3 separate regions of the Homo sapiens genome follow, and regions 1 and 2 are each linked to region 3. Evidence: chromatin contacts called from ENCODE Hi-C or POLR2A ChIA-PET data. All regions are on one chromosome and are shown on one strand. Each heading gives the region's core, a stretch centred on a gene start or an enhancer-like site at or near the end of the contact. The rest is flanking DNA. Distances are from core to core; before and after follow the strand shown.

Region 1 (4,515 bases), core at 1,404-3,903, 320 kb before region 3:
CAAACCTCGTAGGACCCTACAAGGCAGACTCAGCTTTATAGATCTAGGTTGAGGCAGTTTCCTCAGCTGCGGAACTTAATTCTATTAACTAGGTAACTGAAGGTTTAATGTATGTTTTCCTTCCTTTTTTTTCTTTTCTTTTCTTTTCTTTTCTTTTTTTTTTTTTTTTTTGAGACAGGATCTCACTGTGTTGCCCAGGCTAGAGTGCAGTGGTGTGATCACAGCTCACTGCACCCTCAACCTCCCTGGGCTCAGGTGTCTCTCCCACCTCAGCCTCCCAAGTAGCTGGGACTACAGGCACACACCACCACACCCAGCTAATTTTTGTATTTTTTGTAGAGATGGGGTTTCATCTTGTTGCCCAGGCTGGTGTTGAATCCATCCACTGCCGCTTCCCAAAGTGCTGGGATTAGAGACGTGAGCCATAATGTGGGTTTTGAAACATACCCACCTGGATTTAGATGTTCCTACCCCTGAACATTTGTTTTATCCCTCATAACACTTGAGTTGTTTAAATGATATGCGTATGTGTACGTGTGTGTATCTGTTTGTGCGCATAAAGTCATGTGTTGCTTAACAATGGGGATGCATTCTGAGAAATGCATTCTTAGGTGATTTCGTTGTACAGACAGCACAGAGAGCACTTACGGAAACCTAGATGGTACAGCCCACTACACACCCAGGCTACATGGTATAGCCTATTGCTCCTGGGCTACAAATCTCTACAGCACATTACTGTATTGAATAATGAAGGCAACTGTAACACAATGTTAAGTATTTGTGTATCTAAACACAGCTAAACATAGAAAAAGTACACTACAAATACAGTATAAAAGGCTAAAAATGATCCACCTCTATAGGACACCTGCACTGAATGGAGTTTACAGGGCTGGAAGTTGCCCTGGGTGAGTCAGTGAGTGAGGGGTGAGTGAGTGTGAAGACGCAGGACATTACACTGTGTAAACTTTAAAAGCAGTGTATGCTAGCCAGGCACAGTGGCTCACGCCTGTAATCTCAGGACTTTGGGAGGCTGAGGTGGGCAGATCACAAGGTCAGGAGTTCGAGACCTTCCTGGACAACATGGTGAAACCCCGTCTCTTCTAAAAACACAAAAAATTAGCCAGGCATGGTGGCACATGCCTGTAATCCCAGCTACTCAGGAGGCTGAGGCAGAAGAATCGCTTGAACCTGGAAGGTGGAGGTTGCAGTGAACTAAGATCGTGCCACTACACTCCAGACTCTGTCTCAAAAAAAGAAAAAAAAAAGAAAAAAAAAACTAAGACACAATCACATACATTATCCTAGGCCTACACAGAGTCAGCACCATCAATATCACTCTCCACCACCTCTACATCTTGTTCCCCTGGAAGGTCTCCAGGGGCAATAACATGAATGGAGCTGACATCTCCCAAGATAATGATTTCTTCTTCTGGAATATTTCCTGAAGGACCTGCCTGAGGGCTTTTACAGTTAACTTTTTGTTAATAAGTAGTTGCTCTGGGTGAGTCAGCAAGTTGTTATTCTAAAATAACAATAAAAAGTACAGCATAGTAAATACATAAACCGTTAACACAGTTTTTTATCATGATCAAGTTTCATGTATTGTACATAATTGTATGTGTTACACTTTTATAGGACAGGCTGCACGGTAGGTTTGTTTACACCAGCATCCACATAAGCTCATGAGTGATGTACCGTGCTAAGACATTAGGACAGCTACGTCACTAGGTGATAAGATAATAGAGCTGAAAAATTCCCGTGGGACCGCCACCACCATATATGCGGGCAGCTGTTACCCGAAGGCATCACTGTACATGTATTTGAGATTGCAAAATTCAACTATGTTCAGCATTAAAATCTCAGATTTAGAATTTCAACTGCATGCTGCTTGTGGTCTGTAAGATATGGCACTACCTCCAACTTTAATTCTATTGTTCTTTTATACCTTTTAGTTTCATTTTTAGTTTCTATTTCCTGTTGGTTTTATTATTGGTTTATAAACGGAAGGCAGGAAGCAAAATCTTTTTTTTTTTTTTTTTTTTTTGAGACAGACTCTCATTCTGTCGCCCAGGCTGGAGTGCAGTGGCATGATCTTGGCTCACTGCAACCTCCATCTCCGGGGTTCAACTGATGCTCGTGCCTCAGCCTCCCGAGTAGCTGGGATTACAGGCACCCACCACCATGCCCGGCTAATTTTTGTACTTTTAGTAGAGACGGGTTTTCACCGTGTTGCCCAGGCTGGTCACAAACTCCTGGCCTCAAGTGATCCGCCCGCCTCAGCCTCCCAAAGTGCTGGGATTACAGGCATGAGTCACCACGCCTGGCCAGGAAGCAAAGTCTTAAGGGCAAAAGACGCTGTACTGAAACAGAGCTAGGCTTCGTCTCCCTTCCTCCTTTCAGGGCTGTTGCTAGTATACAGCTAATGTGCCAGGACTTAAATAGTAGCTGGGATTACAGGCACCCACCACCATGCCCGGCTAATTTTTGTATTTTTAGTAAAGACGGGGTTTCACCGTGTTGCCCAGGCTGGTCACGAACTCCCGACCTCAAGTGATCCGCCCGCCTCAGCCTCTCAAAGTGCTGGGATTACAGGCATGAGTCACCACGCCTGGCCAGGAAGCAGTCTTAAGGGCAAAAGACGCTGTACTGAAACAGAGCTAGGCTTCGTCTCCCTTCCTCCTTTCAGGTCTGTGGCTAGTATATAGTTAATGTGCCAGGACTTAAATGCTGAGTCACCTAAAAAGCTGAGCCTCAATCCTCAATAACCAGGAAGACTCATATAGGCTGCAATTCCCTTCCAGAGGAGACTGCCCGTGTTGCCTTTTGCTTTCATCTAATGTCTCTTTACTTTACAAAGAATAATATGATCTAAAATCTGTCTCTGTTGTAAGCAGTCACTGAATATTGGGCAAAGCATAAATGGCAAAGGGAGCAACATTCACACGAAGGTAAAAGAAATGGGGAAACCCAATCAGAAAATTCTCTTGGATCAATGTTCTGTATCTAACTCAACAAAAAGCCAGTAAATACAGAATATCATGCAAGATGCCACAGACCTGAGTAATACCAAAGTACTTTGGGAAAAGAATAAAACCCTTACCACGTATTGCAAATATTATATGGTTTGCCTGTACATTTTCTTAATGTATTTATTTTTCCTTTGTAGTAAGTGCATTTTGTGTTCTACTCACAAAATATCTGCCCACCCCATGGTTGCAAAGATATTCTCCCATGTTTTCATGTGTAAGATTTACGATTCTAGCTTTTATGTTTAGGTTTATGAACAATTACCAACTAATTTGTGTGTATGGCATGAGATGGGGTGAAGGTTAATTTCTTTCCTCATGTGAATATCCAGTTGATCTAGAATTATTCATTAAAAATAATTTCCTGGCTGGGCAGTGGCTCACACCTACAATCCCAATACTTTGGGAGGCTGAGGTGTGAGTACTGCTTGAGCCCAGGAGTTCGAGACCAACCTGGGCAACACAGTGAGACCCTGTCTCTACAAACAAAAAACAACAAAACATTAGCTGGACATGGAAGTACACACCTGCATTCCCAGCTACTTGGGAGGCTGAGGTGGGAGGATCACTTGAGCTCAGGAGGCTGGGGCTGCAGTGAGCCATGATCATACCACTGCATTCCATCTTGGGCGACAGAGGAAGACCCTCTCTTAAAAAAAAAAAAAAGAAATTAAATGACTTTCCTTCCTTCCACCAGAAAATTGACTTACTCGCTCTGGGCAAAAATCAACTGACAGTACGTATGCAGGTCTATTTCTGGACTCAGTTTCACTGATATATTTGTCTATTGTGATGTCAAGACCAATGTTTTGATTAGTGTAGCTTTATAGTAAGTCTTAAAATTAAGTGGTATAAAAAATTAGCAGTTTAAGTTCTCCAACTTTGCTCTTTTTTTTTTTTTTTTGCTATTCTAGATATTTTGCATTTCCATATAAATTTTAGAATCAACTTGTTAGTTTCTTCAAAAAAAAAAACAAATAGGATTTTAACTGGGATTGCATTGACTCCATAGATCAATTTGGGGAGAACAGACATCTTAATATCAGGTCTTCTAATATATGAACAAAGTAACCTCTTCCTTATTTAAGTATTTATTAATTTCTCTCACCAATATTTTAGTGAGAGAGTAAAAGTATTCTCTCACAATACTTTTCTGGTAAAGGTGTTTTCATGTCTTTCATTAGAGTTATTCTAATGATTTTTGATGCTACTGTTTTTATGCTGTTTTTCCTTTTTTCTTTTTTTGGGACAGGATCTCTCTGTCACCCAGGCTGGAGTGCAGTGGTATGATCACAGATCACTGCAGCTTCAACCCTCCCAGTCTCAAGCTATCCTCTCACCTCAGCCTCCCAAGTAGCTGTGACTACAGGTACTCGCCACCATACCCAGCTAATTTGGTTCACTTTCTTGTAGAGACAAGGTCTCACTATGTTGCCTATGTTGCTCAAAGTCCTGGGCTCAAGGGATCCTCCCACCTTGGCCTCCCAAA
Region 2 (4,713 bases), core at 840-3,339, 260 kb before region 3:
TTATTCCTATTTCACAGTGGAGGAAATGTTTCTTAGTAAGGTGCACATGTGAACGTCTAGCCTTGGGTTTCAAAGTCTGGTATGTTTGACTCCAGAGCCCTAACTCTTAGTTCTGACTGTATCCTACATTCTTATCCTTTGCTGAGAGTGAAACTTAGAATTGGGTATCACTCTGTTTTTTACAACTGAGTTTACTCTGTCTGTGAAGGCCGCAGCGTAAAGCCAGTTGTGAATCATGCACATCAGCTCCTTCTGAAATGTGTTTATGGCCTAGGACACAGGGACCCTGGAGACTATGGTGCTGCAGTGCATTATGGCTGCTACCCTTCTAGTCTGTCCTGCTGCTCGTTCTGCCACCTGCCAGCTGTTGCTACCTGAACCTTCTCCTTGCAGCAGTTCTCAGTGTTCTCTTTGCTTGGGAATTGCCTGGGGAGCTAAAAAAAAAAAAAAAAAGCCAAGCCCCACCTCCAGAGGTTCTAATTCATTTGTTTTAGGTTGGGGTCCAGGCATCAGTATTATTATTTTTGACAACCTTATGAGGGGTGTGTGTGTATTTGTGTTTTTGTGGGGGACATGGTCTCACTCTGTTGCCCAGGCTGGAGTGCAGTGGTGTGATCTTGGCTCACTGCAGTCTCCACTTCCCAGGCTCAAATGACCCTCCTACCTAAGCTTCCTAAGTAGCTGGACTACAAGTGCTCACCACCATGCCCAGCTAATTGTTTTAATTTTTTTTTTTTTTGAGACAAGATCTTGCTTTGATGCCCAGACTGGAGTGCAGTGGCACGATCGTGGCTCACTGAAGTCTTGACCTCCTGGGCTCAAACAATCCTCCCACTTCAACCTTCTGAGTAGCTGGGACTACAGGTGTGCACCACCATGCCTGGCTAAGTTTTTTATTTTTTGTATAGATGGAGGTGTCCCTGTCTTGCCCAGGCTGGTCTTGAACTCCTGGACTCAGGTGATTCTCCCACTTTGGCCTCCCAGAGTGCCGGGATTACAGGCATGAGCCACTGTGCCCAACCTATGAGATATATTTTATAGATCATAAAATTTACCCATTTTCCCCTTTTATCTTTAGTTGGCTGCAATGTTTGTACATATTTATGGGATATAGAGTGATATTCTGATATGTTTACAATGTGTAATGATCAAATCAGCATAATTATCGTATCCATCACCTTGAACGTTTGTGCCTGTATTGTGAACATTCAAAATCCTCTTCTAGATTTTTGAAAATACACACTAAGTTATTGTTAGTCATATTCACCCTACAGTGCTATAGAATACTAGAACTTATTCCTCCCATCTAGCTATAATTATTTATCCCTATCCATTAACCTCTCCCTATCTCTCCTCCACCCTATGCTTCCCAGCCTCTAATAACCACAATTCTACTCTCTACTTTTATGACGTTATTTTTTTTGGCTCCCACATATGAATGAGAACATGTGGTATATATCTTTCTGTGTCTGACATATTTCAAAAAATGTCTCATTTTAAGTGTAGAACTCAATGATTTGTAGTAAATTTACAGAGTTGTGTAACCATCACCACAACCCAATTGTAGAACATTTTTGTCACCCCAAATGAGAGCCTTCATACTTCTTTACAGTTAATCCCCATTCCCCCCACCCCCAAAGCCAACCACTCATCTACTTTCTGCCTCTATAGATTCCCGTTTTCTGGCCATTTCATATAAGTGGCATCACCTGTATTATTTTCAGAGCCTCCAGGACTGTCATGTGTAGCTCTGGTTAAGAACCACTGTTACCTCCTAGATCTTTTTCCACTAGTTTTTATTTTTACTATTTTTCTGAGTGGCTCAGAAAACTCAATAGGCCCCTGCCAGGGCTGTCTCTTAGATAATCTGTGAGCTAAATGAGTCCTTGTAAGTTGGACTGAGAACTTAACATTTACAACCTGTTTTTATGGGGATGAGCTTGTCAAAGTCCAAATGTGCTGACCTAGTTTGGAAGGGAGCCTGCACAACCTGTCTTCAGACGCTGTGCACCTCCCCAGCAGCCATCAGTCACAGCACTGAGTCAGAGCCCAGGTGTGGAGGGAGCCCCTGACATTGTGTGGCCTGGCCTTGGGCACTTTTGCTTTAGACTTTTTGTGTGGCTTTTCAGCTCCTCCTAGCCTCTGGCTGCCTCACCAGAGCAGTAAACTGGACTCCTCCTGAGCTCCTTTCCCTTAGGCAGTAGCTCTATGTGGATGTACTGTCTGCATTGCAATATTTTGCAAAATATTTCTCACATATTTTTGCCTGCTTAAATGAGTTTTAAAATCTCAAACTCAGCTGCCTCCAGGTCCAAGCAGGTACCATGAGTGACTGGAGCAGGCTGGGGAATAAGGCACTTGGAATGCCTGAGAGGCCGTTGAGGTGGTTGGTGGCAGAAGGGAGATTTCTTTCAGATTTTGCTATAAGCAAGAATCGGTGGTGGAGCTTTGAGACAGGCCACGTGGTTAGAGCAGGGATAGCAAATAGATTCCATTTCATGTGCCAGAGGGGAAAAAGCCAACTGACCGAACAAAACGCTGCGTGGGTAAGCTTACATGTGCAGGAAAACGATAAACCTCAATTCAATTTAGGGTAAAATGTAACTGTTCATCTTAGTCACTGGAATTCAAATAATATTATCAAGATTAAGTTAAGATTGAGAAGGCTTTTATTGTCATTTAAAGTAAAAATTAAATGTTATAACCCTGTCCTAGAGAAGCTGTAAATACATGGGCAAAATACCATCATTTGGGGAAATAATGCAGAGTATAGAACTATTAGATCTATTTTTCCCACGTCATTGCCAAAATATTTTCTGTTGAATCATTTCCCCCCGTTAAGTATCCTTTTTCTTTTCAGTGTTAGGCATGGGAACAATTTTTTCCCAATAACATCCCTTTAGAGTTCTGTAAACTCTCTTACGGCTTTTAAACTGCTTTGTGGCAGGTATAACAAATTGCTTCATTTTTAAAGTTTCAGAGAGTCGTTTATTTTAAAAATCCAATTAAGTAGATTTTAGATTCCTTCCCAGAAATCTAAGACGACAGCTAATCTAATGAGATAAAACAGTAAAAACTCATTCAGTAGTCCTCCAGCTCACTATGAAATCAAACTATTGCATCCAAACTGGGCTCAGAGGCTCAGGTGGATTTTGTAAACACTTGTAACGGGAGGTGACAGTGTTGCACAAAATCAGATTCCCAGCAGAATGAAATCCACTGCCTAGCCCTGGGTGGGCTCTGTAATTTCACTGTGAATACAAATCATGTTGCATGCAGTAATGTTTATGTTGTTACCCTACATACAATATTCAGATCCTTGGTAGATTAGTCACAGTCTGTCTTATTTCTCAAAAATGCGTCAGATATTTCCTGGTAACTAGCATTGAAAATGAGCTCATTAAAAATTCTCTCCATGCTTCATTTTTTCATTTTAATTGACGTATCAGTCAGTGTGCAAGTGTAAAAGCCAGCAGAACAGTGATCTCTCATGTGAAATTGTAAACCAAAAACCAACAGCCCTGTGAGCCCAGAGGCAGTGGGAGCCATTGATGTTTGATGCTAGTGTTGGCGCCTCGGCCACATATTTGCCATCCTTGGGTTGGGGGTGCTCTTGGTGGTAGAAAGATGAGCCCCTGCTCTCAAGGCCCCAGAATGGCTGAAAGGATTGAAAAGGAGCAATTTGGCAAAAGTCTTGAAAAGCCAGCGTCTCTCAACCTCTGAAATGCAAGTTGGGAAAACGTAGAAATCCCCCTTCTGAGTAAGAAGAATTTGGATTTGGGAAGTGATTAAAAAGGATTGAAGTTTCATGGGAAAATGGACTTCACTTGTACATAGATCAGGGGTCAGCAAACTCTGGTCTGTGGGCTAAATGCGGCTGCTGCAGGCTCAGAATGGTTTTGGCATTTTTAAATACTTGAAAACATTAAAAGAGGAACAGTAGTTCATGACGTACGATAATTAGGCAAAATTCACATTTCAGTGTCCATAAATAAAGGTTTATTGGGGCACAGCCAGGTCCGTTCATTTATACAATGTCTGTGGCAGCTTTTGTGCTGCAGTGGCAAGCTGAGTCATTACATAGAGACAGTATGGTCTGCAAGCCTGAAATGTTTATTGTTGCTGAACTCTTGGGTAGAGAACTGTGTTTATTTAGGTCTTGTCCCGAAATATGTTTATCAGTAGAGACCAGAAAGCAAACAGTGATTAAAATACTTCAGTGTTTTTGAGGAGGTGAGTGGATGGAGGTGCGTAGGTGCAGGAGGGACATAACTTCTGATTTCTTCCTGTCACCAGTGTCACCAGCACTGGGCTGTGCCTCCGCATTTGGACTGAATTATCAGAGGCAGCCACCCCTGTTCATTTTGGCAGCTGCTGCTTGCCTATGAGGCAGAATGTCGAGGAAGAGAAAATACACCTCCAGCCCAGCCTCACCCATCCTCAAAGTGATTCTAAAAAGTTAGCTATCAAGGTTTGCACCACATCCTGCAAGAGTTACTAATAGAGACCTGGGGTTGGCCAGCATTTTCTGTAAATGGCTGGATAACAAATATTTTGAGCTCTGCAGGTCATACGGTGATGTCTTTCGCAACAACTCAGTTCTGCTGTTGAAGCTCAAAAGCAGCCATAGATAGCACACAAATGCATGAGCCTGGCTGTGTTCCAGTGAAACTTCTGTAATACACTGAAATGTGAATTTCATAAAATTTTCAT
Region 3 (4,129 bases), core at 1,543-4,042:
AAAGTGTGCCAGGCACATAGTAAGCAATCAATAAATTTAACTACTTACATTCTTCCCTGGCTTAGTGCCCAGTCCCACAGTTGAAATATCGAAAATGCTCAAAAAATGGTTACTCAATGAATACAATGCCTTGATTTCCTGGAGAGAGCACTATGGGTAAAGACAGATACATTCTTTTTTGTGAAAAAGGAAACACAGCTAGAGATGGAGATGAAGGAAGCATCTGCCCACCTAATCACCTCTCTCCTTCCTCAGAACACTTTTAACCTGCAAGAAATGCTCCCCTCTCATTGGATCCTTAGTACACACTGCCTTACAATCTCTTTGATATTTGTTTTTCCTTTCATGCCTTCTGACCGACTGAATATTCTCAAGCACATGAATGGGATGGTATCTTTTGATTCCTACGTCATCTACCTAGTACTACTGTTATTTATGCATTTATGATAGTCTTTCTACTAGACTGTACATGCCCTCTGTGAACACGGACAGCACTTTACTCCTTTTATGTAACCCAAAGGGCCTAACAGACCTCAGCAACTGGCTGGCCCACGCCGCTCGTTTTATAGATTGGACAGAGAGGCTAAGTGACTTGCCAAGAGTCAAGGTCATATTGCAAGTAGCAGAGCTGGAATTCAAACTCTGATAAATAGCCAACCCAGACTCGAGTTCTACCTAATATTAAAATTATACCTGTGGCACAGACAATTTTTAATTAAGTACTAGAGCACCTTCATAGGAATTATACTGATATAGTTACCTGATAAAACAAAAATGGAAGGAGAAACAGACCTCTAAGCTCTGTTCTGCTGATATTACACCTTAATGGCTCAACCTGTTTTCTTTAATGGTTTCATATCTTAACATTTCCTTACTAGATTTTGACAAAATTTATGTAAATATACCACAAATAGTCAGTGATGTCAGACTTAATTTCCTTTAAATGATCCCATAATTATTTTGAGTAACAGAGAATCCCTTACTGGGTAAACCAATGATGCCTATCCTTCACCATCTGAACACATTCTTTAACGATCACCTGAACAGATTAGTATCTTATGAAACTCAATAGGCCAGCAATTTGGAACAATTCTACGCGGTGCAAAATATTCAGACGATTTGAAATGTGAGTGTTAAAAACCCCAATGTAAACCTAAAACCCGCAATCATCAAGAGCAAACTACATTAAAACCTGAGATAGGAGAAATTTCATTTTATTTTCAACAAGTGAAAAAAAAGAAAAAAAGAAAGCTATTCACGGATTTGGTTAATTGGCTAAGTTTCCCTGAGTGTCCCAATATGATGCAAAAGAAAAAGGGGAATAAGAAAGGAAAAGACGGTAGGAAAGAAAATGAATGTGAAAAGGAGTTAAATACAGTACAATTCCTTGATGCTTAAGCAATTACAGCTCAATGAAGCTAAATATTTCCATTCCATAAAGACATCGTTTAAAAAAAAAAAAAAATTCTCCCTTCACGGTGATGCAAAAGCAGCAGGGCCCAACAGGAACGATAACCTCTTCTGGAGAAAAGATTTTTAATTATTTTACCAGCTGATAAAAAGAGCACACACCGAACATGGACAGAAATGGAGTTTCGAAGGAAAACAAAACGCAGCTTATGCTTGGTAAAGTTCAAGGACAAAACTGTGTCCAATGCAACAGAATCCGCCTGACTACAATGTATGGGGGGGGGGGGGGGGCGGGGGGGAATGCGAACACATAGTATCTTTTTATAAAAGCAACAATTTGAGCTACAAAGTAATAACGGGGAAGCCAAAACAGTTTGACAGCCCGCCATAAGGGCCGCCTCAATCATGAGTCACACAATGCCTGCAACCATTTACAATAGTAATTAATGCACAAGTCCCCTAATTAAATTCTAAAAGGGTGAGAATGCTTTAACTAAGTTTACAAGAATTGCTTTGCGCTTTTTTTTTTTTTTTTTAAAGAAAGAAACACACGCGTAATTACGCATCTCCCCGCAATCCCTCCAGTATTCCCCCAGGCCGCTTCTCCCGAATGTCTGCTCTCCGGGTGCGGAAGAAAATGTCACGGGGGAACTTCTCAACCCAGAAAAGGCGAATCGGAGTAGAAATATACGATTATCGTGGGGCGGGAGACGGAAAGCTCGCCCATCTTACCTGCTAAGATTTCTTTCTACGTCTTTGGTAGCTTTAGCTTCCAATTCTCTGAAACAAAAAAACAAAAACAAAAACAAAACAAAAACACACACACAAAAACGAGATGCGCGTGAAAACGGAGCTGCTGCGGCAGAGGCTCGCGCCGGGGCCGGATGGGGGAGGGGAGAGGACGGGGGGAGGGGGACTCACAAAGCTGCGGGGCTGCAGCCCGGACTGCGGTCCCGCGGCGCGGGCGAGGCGCAACCCCGGCCTGGCCCCCGCGGCGCGGCGCAGCGAGGCTCCCCCGGGCCGCCCGCTCGGCCTCCGCAGCAACGCAGCCTGCGCCCTCCCGCCGAGGCCCGAAGTCTCGGGGACGCCCGGCGCCGCCGCCTCTGCTGCCGCCGCCGCGGGTTGCGGGCCCTGCGGCAGCGCCCGCGGCTCCTCCCGCCCGGAGGGAGGCCCTTGTTCCGCTCACCTCATGTGTGTAAAGTGCACGAGCAAGTGGGGCGCGGCGAAGGAGGCTCGCGAGCCTCAAGCCCTCCGCAGCGCCGCGGGGAGAGGCCCGAGCCGCTGCACCAGCGCCATTTTCTACACCGACCCGCTGCCGCCGCCGCCGCCGCCGCCGCCGCCGCCGCCGACACCGCCGCCGCCGCAGGCCCCAGACCGGAAGTGAATGCCCCACTCGGCAACCCCTTCCGGGGGCGCCACGGCCACTGGCCCCCAAGATGGAGGCCCTAGCAACTGGACCCGCAGATTGGGCAGGTCCTTGGCAACCGCCCCGGCGTGTCACGCTGCACCCAGCCGGACCTCCCTGGAGGTCACAGCCTCCGAGGCGCCCCGCGGAGTGGCTGGGGGGGCCTGCGGAGTCCCGAGTCCAACCTTTTTCGGTGCGGCCGGCTCCGGTCTGACCGAGGAGGGGAGTCCCTCCCCTCCTCCTCCTTCTTTGCTGCGACACAAGTTTCCTACCCGCCGCCCGGCCCCTCCCCCACTGACACACGCCAAAAAAAAAAAAAAAAAAAATTGCCTAAAACGCAAATTTTACCCCAACTGCAGCCTGATGAGCCCGCGCGGCTTTTGAATTCAGCCACTTCTAATTATTTTTGACCTTGGGCCAGTTATTTAACCTCTCTGCTTCTCTGTTCCTCCTCAGGTAAAGAATGCATACCTGAGGCGGGTTGTGAGGCTTAAAAGCGATTTTTATCCACCGACCTTTGACTCAGCAGTTCCGCCTGCACGGATTTTCTGCTCAGGAAATAATTCTGGGTATCTGCAAATATTTCACCTTCGAGATACTAAGCTGTGGTATTGATGATGGTGAAAAATTGCAAACAGCCAAAATGTCCAGCGCTACTAGATGGCTTCAAAAACAGCTACTGGCATGTATTAGGACACTGTAAAAATGATGTGGAGGAATAATCCCGGCATGGAGGAAATGGTTGCAATAGAATAAATGAAAAAGCAGGTTCCAACGTAGCTCACACAGTAAGAAACATCTTAGTGTAGACACAGTAAGATACATACATGTAGATAGACTAAGATATGTATATATGTAGACACAGATGCATATGTGTACATTAAAAGTATACATACATACCTACATGTAGATACAATAAGACATACATATCTGCAGGTAGATACAACAATACACATACATGTAGATACAGTAAGATACATATTTTCACTTGCGTGTGTTCTTTCCAACCTCTCATCAAGCTTTTTCTTCTAATTTAAAGATAATTCCTCCTCTGTGCTTAAAATCTATAACCTTTACTTTCTCAGAAACCCCACTCTGTGGATCATCCCATTCTCCTTTTTCTAACCTAAGTTCTTCAACTGGCTTTTTTTTTTATTTTTTTATTATATTATCATTTTTTTTAGGCGGAGTCTCGCTCTGTCTCCCAGGCTGGAGTGCAGTGGCGCGATCTCCGTTCACCGCAACCTCCGCCTCCCGAGTTCAAGCAATTCTCCTGCCTTAGCCTCCCAAGTAGCTGGGATTACAGACACGCAC

What was found. A loop is a pair of places that touch in the nucleus more often than their neighbours do. ChIA-PET counts read pairs that join two places held with the same protein, here RNA polymerase II (POLR2A). Pooled maps may share reads with other maps.
Region 1: a pooled map shows a loop between it and region 3 (5-fold over the local background). The contact joins the enhancer-like site here to the promoter of TNRC6A in region 3. A Hi-C loop is called at or near these places in 4 of 37 single-sample maps with no recorded cell type and 13 of 50 pooled maps. POLR2A ChIA-PET finds 5 or more read pairs at or near these places in 4 of 52 experiments (B cell, activated CD4-positive, alpha-beta T cell, activated CD8-positive, alpha-beta memory T cell and 1 more).
Region 2: a map of endothelial cell of umbilical vein shows a loop between it and region 3 (2.3-fold over the local background). The contact joins the enhancer-like site here to the promoter of TNRC6A in region 3. A Hi-C loop is called at or near these places in 3 of 168 maps with a recorded cell type or tissue (chondrocyte, endothelial cell of umbilical vein and gastrocnemius medialis), 1 of 37 single-sample maps with no recorded cell type and 3 of 50 pooled maps. POLR2A ChIA-PET finds 5 or more read pairs at or near these places in 2 of 52 experiments (BJ and HEK293).

Annotation. Positions count from the first base shown.
Region 1 is chr16:25,046,914-25,051,428 of GRCh38, reverse strand. No RefSeq gene overlaps it. Among named protein-coding and RNA genes, the nearest start is that of LINC02175, 18 kb to the left of the region's middle. RefSeq lists a silencer at 1,607-1,901. Within about 2 kb of position 2,653, at least 41 of the 41 ENCODE cell types and tissues checked have a DNase peak (open chromatin) inside an H3K27ac peak, as active enhancers do; they include B cell, where a contact is called at or near this core.
Region 2 is chr16:24,986,512-24,991,224 of GRCh38, reverse strand. All of the region lies in intron 1 of ARHGAP17 (Rho GTPase activating protein 17), which reads left to right. Among named protein-coding and RNA genes, the nearest start is that of ARHGAP17, 27 kb to the left of the region's middle. RefSeq lists an enhancer at 2,174-2,777. Within about 2 kb of position 2,089, at least 24 of the 41 ENCODE cell types and tissues checked have a DNase peak (open chromatin) inside an H3K27ac peak, as active enhancers do; they include endothelial cell of umbilical vein, where a contact is called at or near this core.
Region 3 is chr16:24,728,314-24,732,442 of GRCh38, reverse strand. It overlaps TNRC6A (trinucleotide repeat containing adaptor 6A), which reads right to left and starts at 2,792. Exons shown (of 25, transcript NM_014494.4): 1 at 2,597-2,792; 2 at 2,143-2,190. The coding sequence starts at 2,601. RefSeq lists a silencer at 2,454-2,763.